3 separate regions of the Mus musculus genome follow, and all the other regions are linked to region 3. Evidence: chromatin loops called from intact Hi-C (ENCODE). Cell type or tissue: left cerebral cortex. All regions are shown on one strand. Each heading gives the region's core, and the rest is flanking DNA. Links, peaks and the distances in the headings are about the cores only.

Evidence for each region. Peaks named below come from ENCODE experiments on the same cell type or tissue, not always from the same donor. Only the 100,000 strongest peaks of a DNase experiment are listed, where the experiment ranks them.
Region 1: a loop joins it to region 3, with 8 times the contacts of the local background. A loop is called at or near these places in 2 of 42 quality-filtered maps.
Region 2: it touches region 3 in a loop (4-fold over the local background); 3 of 42 quality-filtered maps call a loop at or near these places.

The regions. Positions count from the first base shown.
Region 1 is chr8:102,550,199-102,556,575 of GRCm38, reverse strand. No RefSeq gene overlaps it. Among named protein-coding and RNA genes, the nearest start is that of Cdh11, 230 kb to the left of the region's middle. In left cerebral cortex, for the core only: no CTCF peak of the experiment used is centred there; a DNase peak (open chromatin) is centred at 2,900; H3K27ac peaks cover 1,466 bases.
Region 2 is chr8:102,777,130-102,783,506 of GRCm38, reverse strand. The region is part of intron 1 of Cdh11 (cadherin 11); the gene reads left to right. Among named protein-coding and RNA genes, the nearest start is that of Cdh11, 4.8 kb to the left of the region's middle. In left cerebral cortex, for the core only: a CTCF peak has its summit at 2,375 (motif pointing right); a DNase peak (open chromatin) is centred at 2,398; H3K4me3 peaks cover 2,262 bases; H3K27ac peaks cover 842 bases.
Region 3 is chr8:102,484,405-102,490,781 of GRCm38, reverse strand. No RefSeq gene overlaps it. Among named protein-coding and RNA genes, the nearest start is that of Gm39233, 170 kb to the right of the region's middle. In left cerebral cortex, for the core only: a CTCF peak has its summit at 2,881; DNase peaks (open chromatin) are centred at 2,042, 2,241 and 2,773; H3K27ac peaks cover 1,806 bases.

The DNA of each region.
Region 1 (6,377 bases), core at 1,625-4,124, 66 kb before region 3:
GGAGGTAGATGAGTCTTCTGAAGAACATTACTAGAAAAAGAACTATTGACAGCTGATGGCTACTGAGATTCCAAGAGTCACTTTTTTTTTTTAAACTAAGATAAGAGTCACTTATCTTTCAGTAATGGCCACTGGCAGGTTACTCATGCCTAAGTTGATGACTTGCTAACCATTCTGCACATAGGAAGCCCTAACTGGACTCTTGTGTTATTAAAAAAAAAATTAAAAAAAACTTCATGGTAAAAATGAGGTATACTGGCTCAGAAAGCCAAAGTTGGGGCATAAGGAGAGGACTGGAGGAAGATACAATTAATGTGTATAGCACACAGGTATGACATTTCAAAGAAAATCTATTTTTTTAATCTAATTTTCCCTATATCCCCCTTACCCATTTGCCCCTTGTCTTGTTATTTCCCTCTAGGCAAGTCTTTCTTTTCTATAGTGTCCTGTGACAGCTGTTCAAAGACTTCAGGTGACCTGGAGAAGAAAGATGTGTGAGGAGGTGGTTGTTGTTGCATGATTGCTTGTTTGTTTGTACTGAACAGGATATCCAGAAACTACGGAAACTCCTCACTAAATTCTGCTTTACAGTTAAATTATTTTAGAAACAAGTCGCTGGTTTTATCTAGTAGTAGAAGATAGCTTTATCTCCGTAAACACCTTCTCTGGCGATCCTTCCCATGGAATACATATAGCACTCTAACTAACTGAAATCTTATTTGGGAATATGGCTTGCTGGGGCTACTATGTACTGGGCAGAAAAAGCTTAAGCCATATTTGAGTAGAGACACCAAAACCAATCATGGTTTGGGGGGAACGTGCTGACATAAAGTGCTTGCTGGCTGGCTGTGCAAGAATCAAGATGTAAGTTCAGATACCTAGGACCCACGTAAAAGATACGCACGATAGCTTGGATTTGTAATCTCAGTTCTGGGATGGCAGAAACTGAAGGATCTCTGTTGTTTATCTGCAATCTAGGCTAGGCAAATGCTTAAACTCGGGTTTGAGGCGTGAGAAGAGAGCTTATTACAAAAATTAAGGTGTGAGACATAAAAGACTATATATATATATACATACATACATACATACATATTCAAGTGCTCCCTTGGGGGGAGTATAGAAGCACATACACATATATAAGCATACATACACACAGAAATGCACATACAAACAGATATACAAAAAAATACATACATAAGCTAGCATAGCTTCATATACACATAAACTTACATGCACACATTTTTATCCATATGCACACACATAAAGGCATATACATTCATAAACCATGCATGTATATATTTATATATATATATATATATATATATATATATATATATATATATACATACATACACACACACACACACACACACACACACACACACACACACACACATACACACACAGTATCCCATACAGAGCCCAATCCTGCATCTTTAAATAGAGAGGCATATGATACAATGTAGCATACAAGTTACAGACAATCTGTACATTGTATGGATATTGGGATTGTAACACATCAAGTTTTAAGGATTGTTTGTCACAGAAGACAAAAACAAACAAACAGCCCATTGGCACAAATAGTGGGATTGTGTCTGTTATTAGAATTTATATACCTTATGCCATTGGAGTTGCAGGTTTCTTAATAGTCCTGATTTTCTGATAGAGAACTGCAAGTTTGCCCAGTCTACATATACAGATACAGATACAGATACAGATAGATACAGATACAGATACAGATACAGATACAGATACAGATACAGATACAGATACAGATACAGATACAGATACACACACACACACACACACACACACACACACACACACACACACACACAGTATTCATTTAAGAGAAAAGGGACAGGATTAGCAAAGTTCTGTTGATTCCTCTTTTAGTTCTTTGTCTTTAATTATATCCTGCTACATAAGTGAGCTGAGTCCGAGCAGTTCCCCATCTCACTGGAAGTTATATTAAGCTGAGCGGGATCCTAAGTGCACTTAATGGAAAGAGACATGAATTGTTAAGCATTATCCCAGTGACCTGGGAAGTTCATGCAAACGGCTCTCTTTATATCACGCTGTGTGTCATGTACCCTCCACACCTCGTGCAGAGCATGTTAGGGCAAATACCATGTCATGGAAGTGGGTGAGATGCCTCCCAGCTGTCAGACTGGCTACAAATGAGATCCGTGATGTTAGAGGCTGGGGCAAGAAGGGCAAGTCAGCAAATCCCTATTTATAGACATGTGGCAGAGTCAGAGGTATGGTAAGACAGGGTTCTGTACTGAGTCAGACAAGGCCATATCTACACACATGTGGAAGTAAACATGAGAAACAAGCAGGAAAAAACAGAAAAAAAAACGAAGCTGGAGATGGAGAGGGAGGTAGTCAAGAGAGTAGATGGAAAACTAAGGAAATGGAGATAAATTCCAAAGGCAGATAAGAGAGAGAGAGCAGAGGACGTAATCACCAATTCAGCAGTCATGATGATGAAGTCATGATGATCTTTTAAGCCTCAATTTGCTGGTAAGAAAATTGGACCTTGTATTTACATTTTAGATATTTCAATTAAGCTGCGATTCTGGTCTTTGCTTTTTATAAATTCTATTTTTTTTCTTACACTCTCTTAATGTTACCTCAGAACAACCACTTCTCTTTCCCTCTCTCAAATGGGATGCCACGAACCCTTGCCAGAAATATCAAGTTAATGCCCAGCCAACTCTAGTTCTGATTTATCTTCCACGTTGACTGGGAATAAAGGAGCCATACATTAAGGAACAAAACTCATTGCTGCAGTATTTTTAACCTTGTCTTTTAAAACATTTGGCAGACGTCCAGATCCTCCATATGTTCCGAGTATTAAACTTTACCATAAAAGGAAGTAAAGAGTTACATTTGAAGAAAGCTGCTATTGTATGGTCTGAAAGTCTGGCAGTTAAAAAAAAATAATCAAGCCCAACTTGAAATAACAGACGTTCTATGATCCTGCTGAACGTTTAAATCTCTCACAACAACATCCTGCTCTCCCCGGCACTGCAGATGTCATATTTCAGGAGCATTCTCAGTGACTTAGAGCAGACACATCGAGCTTCCGAGCCTGGGTTAATAAGGAAGCATTCCTAAGTAGTGAGGACTGGAAAGGAAAACTGGTGAGGAAGGGCCCCAGGGACCAGTCTTAGTGCATACTATCTTGTCAGCCCAGCAGAGCCTTGCAGAAGTAGGGGAGGCTTGCTAGTGCACAAGGTTCCTGGGGGAACATGAATATATGGAGTAGAAAGAAAATGCCGGTGCCTACATACATTTATATTCACACTTGTAAGTGGAAGTTATACCCATTTATGTAAAAAATAACAACAACAAAACAACAAAAAACTGTTAGAGAGCAAGACAGCTGCTCAGTAGACAAAGGCACTTGCTTTCAAGTCTGATGGCCTAAGATTAATTCATAGCACCTATGTGGTAGGAGAGAACCCAGTCCCCCATGTTTTCCACTGGTCTCCATGTTCATGCTGTGGTGTCTTGGAAGCAAGTTCAACAGACACATACACACAATGACACGTAGACACACAGATACAGAGACATACAGACACACACACACACTTTATGAAATTGTTTTCAAAAGACAAATATTTGTTTTATTGATGTCAACTGTTTTTGCTTTTTTGTTTTTTGGTTGTTTTGTAGTTGATAGCTGATAAGGCCTAGCAGAAAACAAACACTGTTATTCTGCTAAAGGACTATAACAATAAAAGGACTCCTTATGATTAGGGCCTTCTCAGCCATCCTTCCAATTGTTTTAGGTTGGGAACAAACACAGAAAGCCACAACTGGACACAATGTTCAGAGGGAGGGAGGGAGGGAGAAAGAGAGGGAGGGAGGGAGGGAGGGAGGGAGGGAGAGAGAGAGGTCTTAGAAGACTCCGTATATGGATGTTATCATCAAATCAAGGTTCAGGGAGCTGGGCAGAAGAGAGGGGGCAGAAAGAAAATGAGTCAGAGAAAATGGATGCTTCCAACAAACAGTGTCATGAGAAATAAAAGAGCACAGATACACATGCGAACTTACAGAGACTATGGCAGTATGCACAAGGCCTGTACAAGTTCAAGCCAGATGAAGTTCCAGTGCTGAGAGAAGAAAGTGGACAACAGCTCCCACCCCTAATACAGCTGCTATCTCCGATTGACATCCTGCTTGCAAAAAAAAATAATTAATTATCTCCAAAGAAGTCTTGTTGGGTACATTAATCTTGCTGAATGGTAGGTCCATGCTCAACTCTAGGTGATCAACACAACATCAACTCAATGTTATTTTTGTATGCATTTTGTGTCATTATTGTGTTTGAGCATATTTTTTTTGGTCTTACTAATCTTTTGTCTCTTTGATATTGTTTAGAATTTTGTGTTTTTATAGGTTTTATTTGCATGGTTGTCATATGCAACTTGTGTGTGTTCTCTTTTTACTTCTTATTTTTGTTTATCTATTTATTTGATTTTTAAAGAGAAGGAGGAAGAATAATCCTAGAGACAGGTGGGTGAAAAGGTGAAAGGGATGTGGGAGGAGTTGGGGAACAAGAATCAGAATGTATTATATGAAATTGTTCTCAATTAAATAACAAGAGTGAAAACGAGACAAATAGTTTTTCATAATATTGAGTCTTTTACTGAAGCTGATGCCATTTAACAACCCAGACCTGACGTCATCTGTACAAGGGCAACAATTCTAGACCTTCACCAGTGTTATTCTCCTACAGAGACCTGTAGCTCTGAGTGTAGAGTCAAACACTGACCAGCCAATGCAGCTTTGATGAAATTAACTTAATCAAAGAGGCAGGGATTTTGTTTTGGTTTGGTTTTTATTTCCTAAGATATAATCTCCATATGAAAACACAGTCTGGCCACTAAAGCTTTATCTTCCCTCTTTAACATAGGAAGACTTAGGGTTGTACCTCTGTACCATCTTGCTGGGGGCTAAGCCATGGATTTGAAAAATACCTGGAAATAGAAGATGAGTCAAATATAAAATCTGAAAGGCAAGCCAAAAGGATGGTAAGACATGAGTTTTAATTGCTTCCCCAAGCCTTACTCAGAGGACAAAATTCAAGCATAGCAGTTGAGTCAGATAAGTAAAAAATTCAGTAGTCTGACACTTTCACAAAACACAAACTTTACTCCACATGTAACTCTGAAACAGAAAGGGGACATTACTAGAAAAGTGAATGAAACGTAAATAAAGTCTACAACTTGTCAAATAGTATTGTGTCTTAATGCCTTTGGGATCTCTTTTATTTTATAATTATAATTGTATTTTCTCCATTGCTTTCCTCCTTGCAAATCCTTTAATTTACCCCTCCCTTATGTCTTTCAAATCATGACCTCTTTATTTGTTAACTGCTTTTCTATACTTATATGCATGTACATATAATTTTCTAAATACATAAATATATCATGTTCATTGTATTTGTTTCGTGGACATTTGTCTTCCTGGCTGACTATTTGGTATTGGATAATAATTGTGTGTCATTCCCCAGGGAATACTGTTTCTCCCACTCTCAGAATTCCCTTTATGCCTGTTGTTCTGTATATAGGATGGTGCCTTATGGGCTTTCCCTCATCCTTTCAACACCACCACCACCACCAACAACAACAACACCTTTCTCTTTGCAACAGAAAAAGACCATTACAGAAAATTATAACCAATCAAAATGCAGAGTTGTGGAGCCCAGTCTTAATGAATACACCTTCTAAACAACGCCCACACTTTAGACTCAGGGAACATTGTTGAATTGGAAACAGAAATTTTGTAAGACCCAGGAGATTAGGAAGTATTCTGTGAGGCTGTGTTTTTGAGTAGTATCAGAAGTTCCAGCCATAAATCCTTACTAACACGATTGTCTAAACATCAGCTAATATATTAGTTTTCATAGCCCTTTAGGAAAGAATGTTAACATTAAGGGAAGTAAGAAAGTGCACTTAAGAGTAGCCTTTATTATCTCTGCAACTGTTCTGTAAAATTAAGATTTTCCCTAAACACAAATAGTAAAGTAGAATTCATCGTGTGTGAGAATAATTGTAGAGTAAAGTAAAAATGAGGAAAAATATCAACACAATGTAAATTAAAGACAGCCGGGCTTGGTGGCGCATGCCTTTAACTCCAGCTCTCAGGAGGCAGAGGGCAGGTGAATTTCGGAGTTTGAGACCAGCCTGGGCTACAGAGTGAGTTCCAGGACACCCAGGGCTACACAGAGAAACCCTGTCTTGAACCACTCCCCCCCCCCAAAAAAAAAGACAGATCTTGGAACTTCATCCCTGGGGTAAAAATACATCTTAACTGTATGGTCCTTAAATGCGTGACAAGCTGAATCATTTCCCTTTAAAGAA
Region 2 (6,377 bases), core at 1,248-3,747, 290 kb before region 3:
TTATCTGTGGACTAGGAAGCAGTAAGTTTTGGGTTTAATCACAGAAAGCAGTGATAATTAATCTGGCGAGAGGATAGATCAATTTCCTTATCTCTAGGGCTCGTAGCAGACGTCCAGGGGTTTGCGGGGTGTCTGGAATTTCTGGGGACCGGTCTACAGATGTGTTCTCAGGACCGAGGATCCCTCTCATCAGCATATTAACGAGGCTGAACTGAGTGCGAGCGCCTTTAAGGGTAGCAGAGAAAAAAGAGAAGGGACTGGCCTTCATTTCAATAATGTTGGAATTGTTTTCTCTCATAAGCAAGGAGACAGAGCCCCAGAACCTAGAAAGGGATGCTCAACCCCAGCTGCAGGCAGCTTGGTCTTCTATCAGAACAAAGGAATAAAAGTTACAAAACAAAGGGACATAGCTGTGGCCAGTACTAGAGGGACCCTGAAGCCACAGGCACATTAAGTTCCTTAAACAATCTCTGACTCTTAAGTTTTAGGGTTGGCCAGTTAGGCCCTCGTATTCGAACCCTCTGTGCAAAACATCTATCCTGCCTAGTACAAAGGAATGTGATCAGCACTCAGAAGAGACCAGACAGAGGCATCTAAAGGCCAGGAAACTTTGCTGGGTGGAACTGGGGTTTGCATCTTGCCTTCTGAGACAAGGCATTGCACCCCAACAAACATATTGAAGTCCTTGGAGTCTATACTTGTATCTTTAGTAGCAAGCAATGGTTACTGACACTCTTATAATTATTAGTTCTATATGTCCTGATTGGGATGTCATATGGAGAGAGAGAGAGAGAGAGAGAGAGAGAGAGAGAGAGAGAATGAGAGAGAATCTTCATCTCTGGAGTGTGTGTGTGTGTGTGTGTGTGTGTGTAAACAATTAGGATAATGGAAATGAGATGATCTAGTCTTGGAAATTTGTTTAACGTGGATTTATTGCATACTAGGAAAAAAACAAAAGCAAAAAGAAAAAAGAAAGAAAAGGAAAGAAAGAAAGAAAGCCTTTAAAAATAGTTTTTGTGGAAACACTGGGCCATCTTGATAACACTCCAGAATTTACATTATGTTCGGAACGCTTATCAGTGCACCACAGCAAATTACTAGAAACTTAAATTCTATTTTCAATTAAGATGCAATCTTTTGTTAATTTAAATAAAAGTAAAAGCTACAGCTCTCTCTCTCTCTCTCTCTCTCTCTCTCTCTCTCTCTCTCTCTCTCTCTCTCTCTCTCCTCTCTCTGGCACAGAACTCATATTTCCACATTTTCTGTGGTGGCTTCAGAATGTTTATTTGTGGGAGAAGGGTGCAGAGTTGGAGAGCTATGTCATCATTTGGGGGAATGTGGATCAATTTCATGCCCCTTTAATGCACATGTCTTCATAATTCATGGTTTTTCTTTCACTTTGAATAGAATTACATGGCTGCTTTGTCAGGATTCAGGTTTGGAGACCCTCATATGGAAGGGAATCACCACGACATTGACTTCATGGTTTGATTTACAGTCACAAAACCTACACTCCCACAAGCTCTGAGTGTCTGGAAACCTTTCCTATAAGTGCCAATAACCTAGGAATCAGACAATCTACATAGACTTTGATCTACAATATGTAAATCTATGTTTCCGAACCACCTAAACAAGGGCTACACATCTGATTTTAGTCTTCAACCCCAATGCTTTTATGTTGAAAGCTCAAAAGTCTGCTATGTTTATTCGAGCCTATTTTCAACACTGACTTTTTAAAACTTTGATTATTGTGTGCCCATTTACTGACTAATAATTACAAAATACACTTCATGGAGTTGAGGGGAGGCAGTGAACTTTTTCTCTTACAATCAATTCCCTGAGAATTGCTATGAATTTCTAAGTATTCCCTTAGAAATATTCATTTAATTTATATGCTCACTAGTGAGTGATTTTACTGCATCAAAATATACATGCAGTGAATTTCTCCTTTATGAAATTGGTCATTACTTCATCAGACGTTGGCTAATGTATCAAGAGCTCACATTCTTTATTTATAGTTTGAAGACGTCAATGTTTCCACTTCAGAGTTAGTGCTCCAGAAATATATAAAGATATCTAGCCTAACTAAAATTATAAGTTAATTTTTAATGGAAAAAAAGGAACAAAATCCACAGGTTTGTTGGAGGAAGAAAGGAAAAACAGGAGAAAGTTGGAAACATTTTAATTTCCTCGTCTGCATTCACCAGTCCATCAGAATGACTGTGATGGTCATCTAGAGTTTCCACTCTATGTTGGAAGGACTAAAGAACAGAGTGAAGGAGGATAACTAAACATCTTTCTGCTTTACATTTGCACTGACATTGAGAGACTTGTGCATCTATGGGAATGGACTCCTTTGCGGAAGATTGCGCTTTTGGCCACTAGAGGGCAATGGTGACCTTCTCCAACTTTCGACATGGAGCCCCTCTGCTTTTTGAGGGCACCGTGAAAAGCAGTTTTGTTACTAGTCTTGTCTGCACCTCTGCGAAGAGGCCAGATTCCTGTCTCCGCAGCTCGGGCTCTGCTCCGGTAGATTGTGTGCATGACCGTCTTCCGAGTGGGAGGATTTGTTACCGGCAGTCTTTTCGTCCTTCTTTGGACTTTGCTAGAAAGTTGGGAATTTTTGTGACTTGACATTGTCTAAGACAAAGCCTGAGGATTGGGGTTGAGCCGATGATAAGCTAAGGTTAGCTGTCACCGAGGCAGCTATGTGCCAGATGTGCACATGTATGGAGATGGATGAATAGGTGATGCTGATTTTGTTTGTTTGGGTAGGAAGAGCATTTTGATTTGGGAAGGAGAACGGGATGAATTAGAAGTGGGGGAGGGGAGTAGTCCTGATGTGTATTTAATAACATTACCTCTTCTTTCAAGAGGTTTTAAAGACATCTGCGAGACACTTGCAATCTGCAAAATAAATAAATAAATAAATAAATAAGTAAGTAAAATAAGTGCAGTTTAATTTTTGGTAAACACTTTGGAGTATGCAGTTTTAATATAGCAGCAGATGTTTTACTATTACTCTTAACTCATCCCTGATATTGCTGTATAAAACCTAACTTTATCACAGAATAAAATTTAATTCAAATTTAGTCCTCAATCACTGGGGTTTAACCATTAAGGGTTATTTCTTTCTTTCTTTCTTTTCTTCTTTCTTTCTCCCTTTCTTTCTTCCTTTCTTCAGTGATACGGACAGGATAGTTTATGATTAAATTGCATATTTGGGGCTGTAGAAACTTATATTTGCTACTGTTTGGTGGTGTCATTGCTACCGTTCAGAAGAACTGAAGAACTAATGCTATGTCATAATTAAGAGGAAAAATCTATTAAAAATAAGTACAGCTTTAAGTGGATAGTTCTGCATTTATTTATTTATTTATTTACCGAATAGAGTTGCTTCCCTGGTAGTTCAGCAGTAGAATTCTTAGCAGCTCTGAGCTGTGTTGGAATTTGTGGACATTTGATGGAGATGGAATCAATGCAAATGGATTATGGGAGGGACTATGAAGTCACTTAGTGGAAAGTAAGATGAAGTGTTTTGTAAACTGGTGCTCACTCACCACCTGACAGTTGATTTAACTTCTAAAGAAATGGCAATTTTACATTTTCATGGCTCTCGGATAGTGCACATTGGAACTGTAAACCAATTTTCATTGTCATTTGGTTTAGTGGGAGGGCATTTGTAGACATCTGGGATACTTCCCTATAGAAACTGTTGTTCCATAACCTAACAGTTAATTGAAGTTCAAGTCAGGCAAAATATTTGGTACCTAAGGATGCTAAATGAGAAAGGACTCTGATGGATAAGGGGAAGAAATCAGAGAGGGCATAAGAGAAAAATGGGGCAGGGTTATCAACTTTCTCTAAAGTGCTCTCTCTTATTTTTCTTGGATCTTCCAAAGTCCCCAGGTAGAACATTTTGGGGGCTGAGTCTGGAAGTTTCCATAAACGACTCTTCTGCCAGGGAACAGGGCATTACTGTGTGGCTTCTGTAATTGTGTACTCCTTGAAGAGTGTTTGTGAATAAACATCGCTTTCTTATCAGATTCTCTATGTTGTTGCAGATGGGGAGAGAAGCCTTTATCTCCTGATCTGGCCCATCCCACTGGAGTGACTTTTACACATTAAACTCCGCTCTCACTGTTCAGATCTTTTATAAGGAATGACTTCAGGCCCAGTGTCACCCTCCATATAATGGTGACCTAGTTATGAGAACAAGCTCAGTGGTCGGGTGGCTCCTCCCTCCTCTTAATTTCAGACACCTAGAGATCTGTTTCCAGTTCTCCTCAGGTTCCACCAGTGAATGGAGAATTTGAGGAGAGGCCATGGCTCTCCATGTTAGATTTTACTTCTAAATAAGAATAAGCTTGGTGTGACTGGCTCTGATGATTAAACTGAGGGCACTCACTGTGGTCTTTGGGAACATTTTGCCTGTGAGCATGTTGTGAAAGAGGTAGGGTGTTTTTCATCATTGCTGAAGTTTGACCCAGTTATTTAATCATGGCGGTAGCCTTGCTCAGCATCATGGTGACAATGAGGACAGGGAAGGTGAGCTTAGGCCGGTGTTTGCAGGGTTAAACATGCCATTATCTAAACCTTTGTCTTTTATTCATCATGTTTTTTTTTTCCCATTGCTCTTTAAAACGATATATTCATTTATTGTGTGTCTATATATGCGTTCTCTCTGTGTGTGTCTTGCACCCATGGAGGCTGGAAGAAGGCATGAAATCATTTGGAACTGGAGTGAAAGAGCTGTGAGCTGCCACGTCAGGGCTGGAAACTGAGCCCAGGTTTTCTGTAAGAGCAGCAAGTTCTGTTACCCACTGTATCCTCTCTCCAGGTCCTTTTCCAGTAATTTTGACTTTAAAATACGGCATTAAGTATTATTGATTTTGATTACTCAGGGTTGTATCTTAATCACCATACATACATGTTCTTCACGGAGAATACACCATTGAGCTGATCCTGGTCCCAGCCACATCTTCTCAGAACTTTAAGTAGCCTGCATTCAAAGTTTCTTTGTTTATGGATAGCCAGTGAAGACTAACCCACAAACAATGTGAAGACTTAGATGCTTTTTCTGAAAAAACAGACCTCACAGTAATATCTGTGTTCTGAGATTGCTTGAAAGGAAAAACCATGTTGCCCGGTGACTACTGAGCCCCAATAAAAGCTGAAGCTACCGACTGCAGAACTTAGACCCCGCGGCTGAGGAGACACTTCAGTCAATCAAGGGACTTGCTGAGCAAAAAGACCTGAGTTCAATCCCTAGAAATGCCAGTGGCATGCACATGTAATCCCAGCTCTAGGAGGTGGAGACAGATAAATATGCCTGGGGCTCACTGGTCAGCCAGCCTGGCTTATGAGTGAGCTCCAGGTTCAATGAGAGACCCTGTCTCACAAGACAAGGTAGATGACACCTGAGGGGTCGAAAGTTGTCTGTGGCCTCCTCTGGCATGTACACACGTGTCCTTGGGCTTGTGCCCATGCATGCGCCTGTGTGCATACACACAGCCCTTCCCCCGCACACAGAACTGGGATTTGGTTTTCTAGACTAACGATGACAGCCAGCAGCTCCTACTTTCAATGATTAGATGTAAATCTTCGCTCTAGATTGGGACATCTCTCAGTAAGTGATGGAGTGTTCGTTAGCGCCTGCCTGTTTTGAATGATTTCATGTGTTTAAGTGAGCCATCCTTTTTCCGTTTAGAATATTCAGGAGGCGGTGGAGATTTTAGAGATAGTTACTGCTTTTAAAGGGCCCAGGCCTCCTTTATACCTTTGCAAGCCTTATTTCCACTGCTCGTTTCACATATGGGTTGCTGTGGGATGTTACCCTGCAGTAACATCTTCCTGGGAAAGCTGCCTGAGCACGTGATATGCTGATATCCATCAGGGGTCTGCTTTCGTGTAAAAACGGCTCATTACTATTCCAGACTAGCTTAAAAGATAATTAGTCTCTTGATAAATCGTCTCAATTTCAAGACTGTTCCTGTTTATTTTTCAGGTAAATGTAGTTTGGGATTTCAAAGGGATGGCCCAGTGACAATTTTAACTCCTGAACAGACAGCAACTGAAGGAGTTTGTACCCCACCTGGTGATGCCTATCTTTTGTGGACCCAGAAAAGAACACAGTGACTTGACTTCTAGTTAAGAAATCCACGGGGCTCACCCTTTTCACATCTCTTACTGGTTTCTCAACCATTTTCACACCCTATATCTCAAGCAGACTGTACTTTGCCTGCTCCTGGGCTTTCTATCTGCAGCCTCCCTGAGGCAGGACTTCTTGCCCCAGGCCAGTGTTCTAGCCAGCCCTTTCCCACCAATAAACAATATCCTATCTGCTGCATTCATCTGGTAATGGGAATTAACACAGA
Region 3 (6,377 bases), core at 1,676-4,175:
CAGATTTGATTACAACGCACTCAATGTTTGAGCTCAACAATTCTCAGATTGTAATGCCTGTGACCCACAGAATGAAATTTCCTGAAAACACAGTACATGTATAGCTGGAAGAAAATTGGGACATGAATGCTATATCTCTCTCTTTTTAAAGTGGATTTATTTTAATTTTCTTTGTCTAGTTATTTTGTCTGCATGGATATCCATGCACCATGGGTGTGCAGTGCCCCTCAAGACCAAAAGAAGGAGGGTGCCTGAAACCCTGGAACTGGAGTTCCTGCTACTCTGGAACTGGAGTAGGTCATTAGCAGATGTATCAGTTGTGGCTGGGCATCCCCTAGTCATTAATTCTCTGCATTTTGGCCAGTTATAGATCTCTTAGTAACCTTTCTTTGCTGAAGAAAAGAAACTATATCAATAAAAGGTAAGAACAAAGCTTGTCTGTGCCTACAAGGATAAGTGTTTAGCATACAGTTGTAATCATTTTAATTTAGGAAAATAGCAGTAATCAAGCACTCAAGGTTCTATGATTTCTTTGGACATGGGCAATTTTTGCTTGACCAGGCATGAATTTCTTCTCAAAACTGGACAGTAAAATAAGGTAATAAAAATGGGCTACATTATATTTGGGGAGACCCTTGAACCTAAATTGAGCAAAAATGCAAAGGAAAATTTCCTATGGCATTAAAAATCTTCTTTAGGGGGGAGTCTACAATGGAGTGGATAGTTATTACTTTATATGTCAAAAATCTATTTAAACTAAGTATGTGTATAAAGTAATGTACTTCCATACAGCTTTTTCAAACATATTTAGTGGTATATATCTCTTACCCCTTCTCTCCATTCATATCCTTCCATGATTGTCCTTCATGAAAACTGTGGCACCTTTCTTTCTTTCTTTCTTTCTTTCTTTCTTTCTTTCTTTCTTTCTTTCTTTCTTTCTTTCTTTCTTTCTTTCTTTCTTTCTATATATATATATATATATATATATATATATATATATATATAATATTAACTTCTTTTGCTCCAATTATACTCCTCTATTTTGCTATTCCTAAATAGTTATATTTCTACTTTTACATGATATGGTGGGATAAATTTCCATCCATCTATCCATAAGTACATATGTACATCTATATTATATCAATAGTCTGTATATATGCATGGAATTGTACAAATATATGCATTTTAACTAGTTCCCTATGTAAGGGAGAATTGACACTTGTGTTACTAATTTCACTTAAAACACAGTTATCTCACTTTCATCCATGTTCTGTAAAATTGATCATGTACAAACACCATACTTTCTTTATCCACCCATCAGCTGATAGGCATCAGAATTTGATTCCATGACTTGCCTACTAAGAATATTTTCAGAATATGCCTAATGGAGTCCGCTCCATGATGGCCTGATCTATTCCATTGGGTATACATCCTGAAGTGCTATAGTTATATCATGTGAAAGTTTTATTTATGGAACATCTATGATGATTTCTGTACTGGCTCCACTAGTAGACTGATTTACACCCTTCTGGCCATTTTTTTTTTCTCACACAACTGAATGTTAAGATTTCCTTTGAGGCAGAGCTTATTATGAACATCCCAGGAAGCAGTCTTTCTGTTCCATGCAACATTTTCCTGAGACACCAGTTCTTAAGGTACCATTCAAAGAGTCTTTCCCACCTACTATCTGATGGCGATGATCTGTCCAATATGAAGAACTTGAGGAAGCCTTCTCTCTTCACTTTCAGCTAATAAAGAATCTCCCAGGGAATTCTCAAGTACTTTAGGATGCTCAAAGATTATATTTCCATCGTTTTGGCATTGTCTTCTGAAGCCTGAATGATTATGAAACACACAGGGATATTTGATGAGTAAGGAGTGCATATCATATTCTAATTCAACATTAACAGGCAACACAAGGCTTCCCTAAACTCTATTTGAAGCCGAAGATGTAGGCTTTACTTTTAAAGGTCAGCAACAAAAATATGAACATTTTTTTAAACCAAGTCTATGGGTTGGGAAGGAGGGGAAAGCAGACTGTCTCTGTCCTCAACATAATGTGAGAATAGGTTGGGGAGACCACACATAGTAAAGTTTCTGGTTCACACAATGTAACCCCAGCCAGCCTTCTCTAAACCTTTTTCACAGTGCTGTTGAGCCAAACAGGTGTCTGTCTTTACTAAATTACAAGAGATTTAAGAAATGAAAAGATAGCTGGGATGAGAGCAATGTAACAATTCTGAGTCTTGATATTTTTTTAATGTGGGTGTTCCATATGTCACATCCTAGTGGGTTCCAACTTTGCTGGGCCCAGAAGAACTATGATTCTGTGTTTGCTTCATGGGGGACAGACGGTATGCTCTTTCTTATATTGTTCTTACCTCCTGAGCCTCTGTTGAAGGGAGATCCTGGGGGGGGGGTATTTTTAGAGTCATGTCTGAAGAAATCCAATGGATAACTGTAGCAGTCACTAGACACCAAAGAATAGGAAAGGTGGGCTACACCCTTTCTCTAACAGGAATGGCTATTTAGCTGAAGTTTACTCTACAATATCCTCTGGACTAAGTGGCTTCTATGTTTCCTTCTAATGTGCTCCTGTCTGGAAGCTACAGAGTTACCAGCATACAAATGAAACTTAGCTCAAAGTGTTTCATGAAAAGTGAAGGAACAAAAGAAATGCACTGGAAATAAAACTTGGCCATGAGTCTCCCGTGTTCAGCTTTCTGTGAGTCAGCCTAGAAAACAGCCCCAGTTTTAGAAAGTGGTGGGAAGGTGGGAAGAAAAGCCACTATCGAATAAGGTTTGATTCGGAGAGCAAGTCCTCTCTGCCTGGAGCCACATGGCCTCGGGAAAGAAGTTAAACAGCGCCCACTCCAGTCCTTTACCTACAGAGGAGGAATACAGTTTTAAGATGAAAGTATGTATCTGTTCAACTGCCTCTCTTGTTATTGACTCATTCGTTGAGCAAGGCATGCTTACTGTGTACTGTTGGCTGATTACTGAAGCAAGCGTTGTTTTATCTGGTGAGCAATGTGGAGTTAAGTCTGAGAGATTACCAAATTTACTGTTATTCTCTATCAGTAACCTTTTCATTCCATAGCCTCCATGGCAATGTTCTCTCATACTGAACCCTTGTGCTGATCTCAACCTGCCCACTGGTATCCTTAATAACAGAGCTTCATAATACTTATAGTATTTCTAGCTTTATCTCTTTCTCTTCCACCTAATTCTTAAAACTACATTTTTTTAAAAGAAGCCATTTTTTTTTCTGTTTTTTTTCTTGATTGTGACTGTTGACTGATAGTCTTAAGAAGCTGAGCATATAGCCTATTTATCTAGAGTGTTCCATGTTTCCTGGCCTCACTAATTGGTCCAAAGAAAATATTTTACCCAAACAGCAGTCTTCTTTTTGACTTATCACATGCATTGTTAGAGAGGGCCCCTTTTTATTTGTGTATGGACCACCAAGTACACAATTTCCAATGCATTTATGTATGTATGTGTGTATCTGTGTGGGCATGTATGTATGTGTATGTACACACACACACACACACACACACACACACACACACACACACACGTACACCCTTTCATCCTTCATTAGCCTGCACCTACTGCTTACCAGTAGGGAATATTTTGTTTCTCTTATGTTGAATTGCTGTCTTTTTTTGGGGGGGGGGGGCTGGGTTTTAAAGCTAATTTTTCGTGTATCTGTTTACCTGCTCAGCCCATGCTATTTCACATATTTTAAAAGTAAGTTATTTTATATATTATCCCTCATTTAGATATTTTAATGACTTGATGTTGCTAATCATTAAGATCTATAGTATTTCAGCACTTGTGCTAATTGATGTAGAAGTGTTATCTTATTTAATTATTAGACTGTTAATAGTAGAAAGATTTTAATATTTCTTTTTGTAGGATAATTAAATGCAACAAGTTTTGCAATGAAATACAAGTTAAAACTGCCTTGCAAAATCAGCATACTACTAACACTTGCATGTATATTTGTATCGATGTGCTATTCACTATAGTCAGAGCATTGGCCTATGCTAGGTATTGAAAATATGGCACAAATTCACAAAGCAATCTCTGCAATTGTAAACAAAAATTAAACTACAGTCATTGCAAAATCTGTGAAGAACAGGCAATAATTAATTTAAATTAAGTAAACTAGAACTGAAAAGAATACCACATCGTTTTTCTTATATGATGAATGTGTCTCTGAATATATATATACTCATACAAACATATTATATATATATATACATATACTGGCTGGTTTTGTGTGTCATCTTGACACAGGCTGGAGTTATCATAGAGAAATGAGCTTCATTTGGATTAGTGCCTCCATGAGATCCAGCTGTGGGGCATTTTCTTGCTTGGTGATCAAGGGGAGATGAGGGCCCATTGTGAGTGGTGCCATCCCTGGGCTGGTAGTCTTGGGTTCTATAAGAGAGCAAGGAAACAAGCCAGTAAGAAACATCCCTCCATGGCCTCTGCATCAGCACCTGCTTCCTGACCTACTTGAATTCCAGTACTGACTTCCTTTAGTGATGAACAGCAATGTGGAAATATAAGTTGACTAAACCCTTTCCTCCCCAACTTGCTTCTTGGTCATGATGTTTTATGTTTTGTGTGATATGCAACAAATCCTGAACACACACACACACACACACACACACACACACACATATATATATATATATATATATATATATATATGTATAAACCAGCCTACTCATTCCTAGAGTAAGTGAACAAAATGTCAGATCAGATGCCAGATCTTTTCTTAACATATGATATCTACTTATAAGTGAGTTCATACCATGTTTATCCTTCTAGGTCTGGGTTTCCTCACTCAGAATTTTTTTTTTTTTTTTTTTGAGTTTCATCCATTTGCCTGAAAATTTCATAATTTCATTGTTTTTCACAACTGAGTTATATTCCAAGTTTGAATATAGCACATTTTCTTTATTCATTCTTCAGTTGATGCATATCTAATTTGTTTCCATTTCTGGATACTACAAATAAAGCTGCTATGAACACAGTTGAACAAATCTAGGTTAGAGGATAGGTTGTCCTGTGAGTATATGCACAGAAATGGTATAGCTGGGTCTTGAGGTAGATTGATTTCCAATTTTCTGAGAAACTGCCATATTGACTTCTGAAGTGGCTGTACAAAGTCCGTAGGCCCAGAAAAGCTAAGTAACAAGGAAGGTATTAAGGAGGAACACAAGAATGTCCATGGGATGGAGAAACAGAATAGATTTCTCCGGTGGACTGGAGACTGGTGGGGTTGGGAACAGGAGGGATCAGTTGTGGGGATGGAGAGAAAAAATACTTGGAGAAATGACTGGAATTTGGGTCAGCATTTGATGGCAATGTAGAAAATTAGTGCAATGGAAACTACATGAAATCTACTAGTGTAACCCTAGCAAAGACTCTGAGTAGTGGGGTGCATGTCATCTTCTGTATGAACAGACCATCTTCCTGTCAGGCAAAGCCACACAAAGCCACGCAAAGCATCAAGTGGAGGGATTAAGACATCAACCCAGTCATGAAACCTTCAACCTATGGTTTTTCCTGCCTGAAAATGGTTCTGGGACTGGAGCATCACGAAATCACCATCAAAGAGACCAGAGAAATTTCATATAGAAACTAACGGAAGTGGTTGCATAGTCCTACCACCAAATATCAAGCAGAGCTCTGGAAGTCCAGTGAAGGAAGGGGAGGAATTATCCGATGAGTCAAAAGTGTCAGGGTTACACCATGAGAACATGGCCCACAGAGTCATCGGACTAGAAAACATAGAGACTGCAGAAATTATGGAGGCTGCAGTAATCTTACCTAGGTCTTTTGCAATTATGAGTAGCCTGCTGTTCTTGTGGGATTCCTGACAATGGGAGTGAGATCTATTCCTGTCTCCTTTTTCTACTTGTGGGACTCTTTATCTCCTACTAGATCATCTTTTCCAGACTTGGTGTGATGGTCTGTACCTAGTTAACTTATCATGTGATGCTATGTTTCTTTCATGTCCCTGGGAGGCTTTCTATTTTCTGTGGTGATACAGAAATAGCGGGGGCAGGATAGATCTCAGGGAGAAGGGAGGTCTGAGGGAGAGACTGTGGTGTTTGGAGGAAGGGGACACTGCAGTCTGGATGTAATATATGTGAGAAGAATTTAAAAAGAGGAACCTGATATATCTTATTAAATAAGGTTTATGTTTAACCATATATATGTGTGTGTATGTATATACATATATATATATATGTGTGTGTGTGTGTGTGTGTGTGTGTGGACATATGTTTATGTGTGTATAAATATAACTCTGCAAGAATTTCCTTGTTCAGTGTGCTTTATTACAGTGTAAAGAA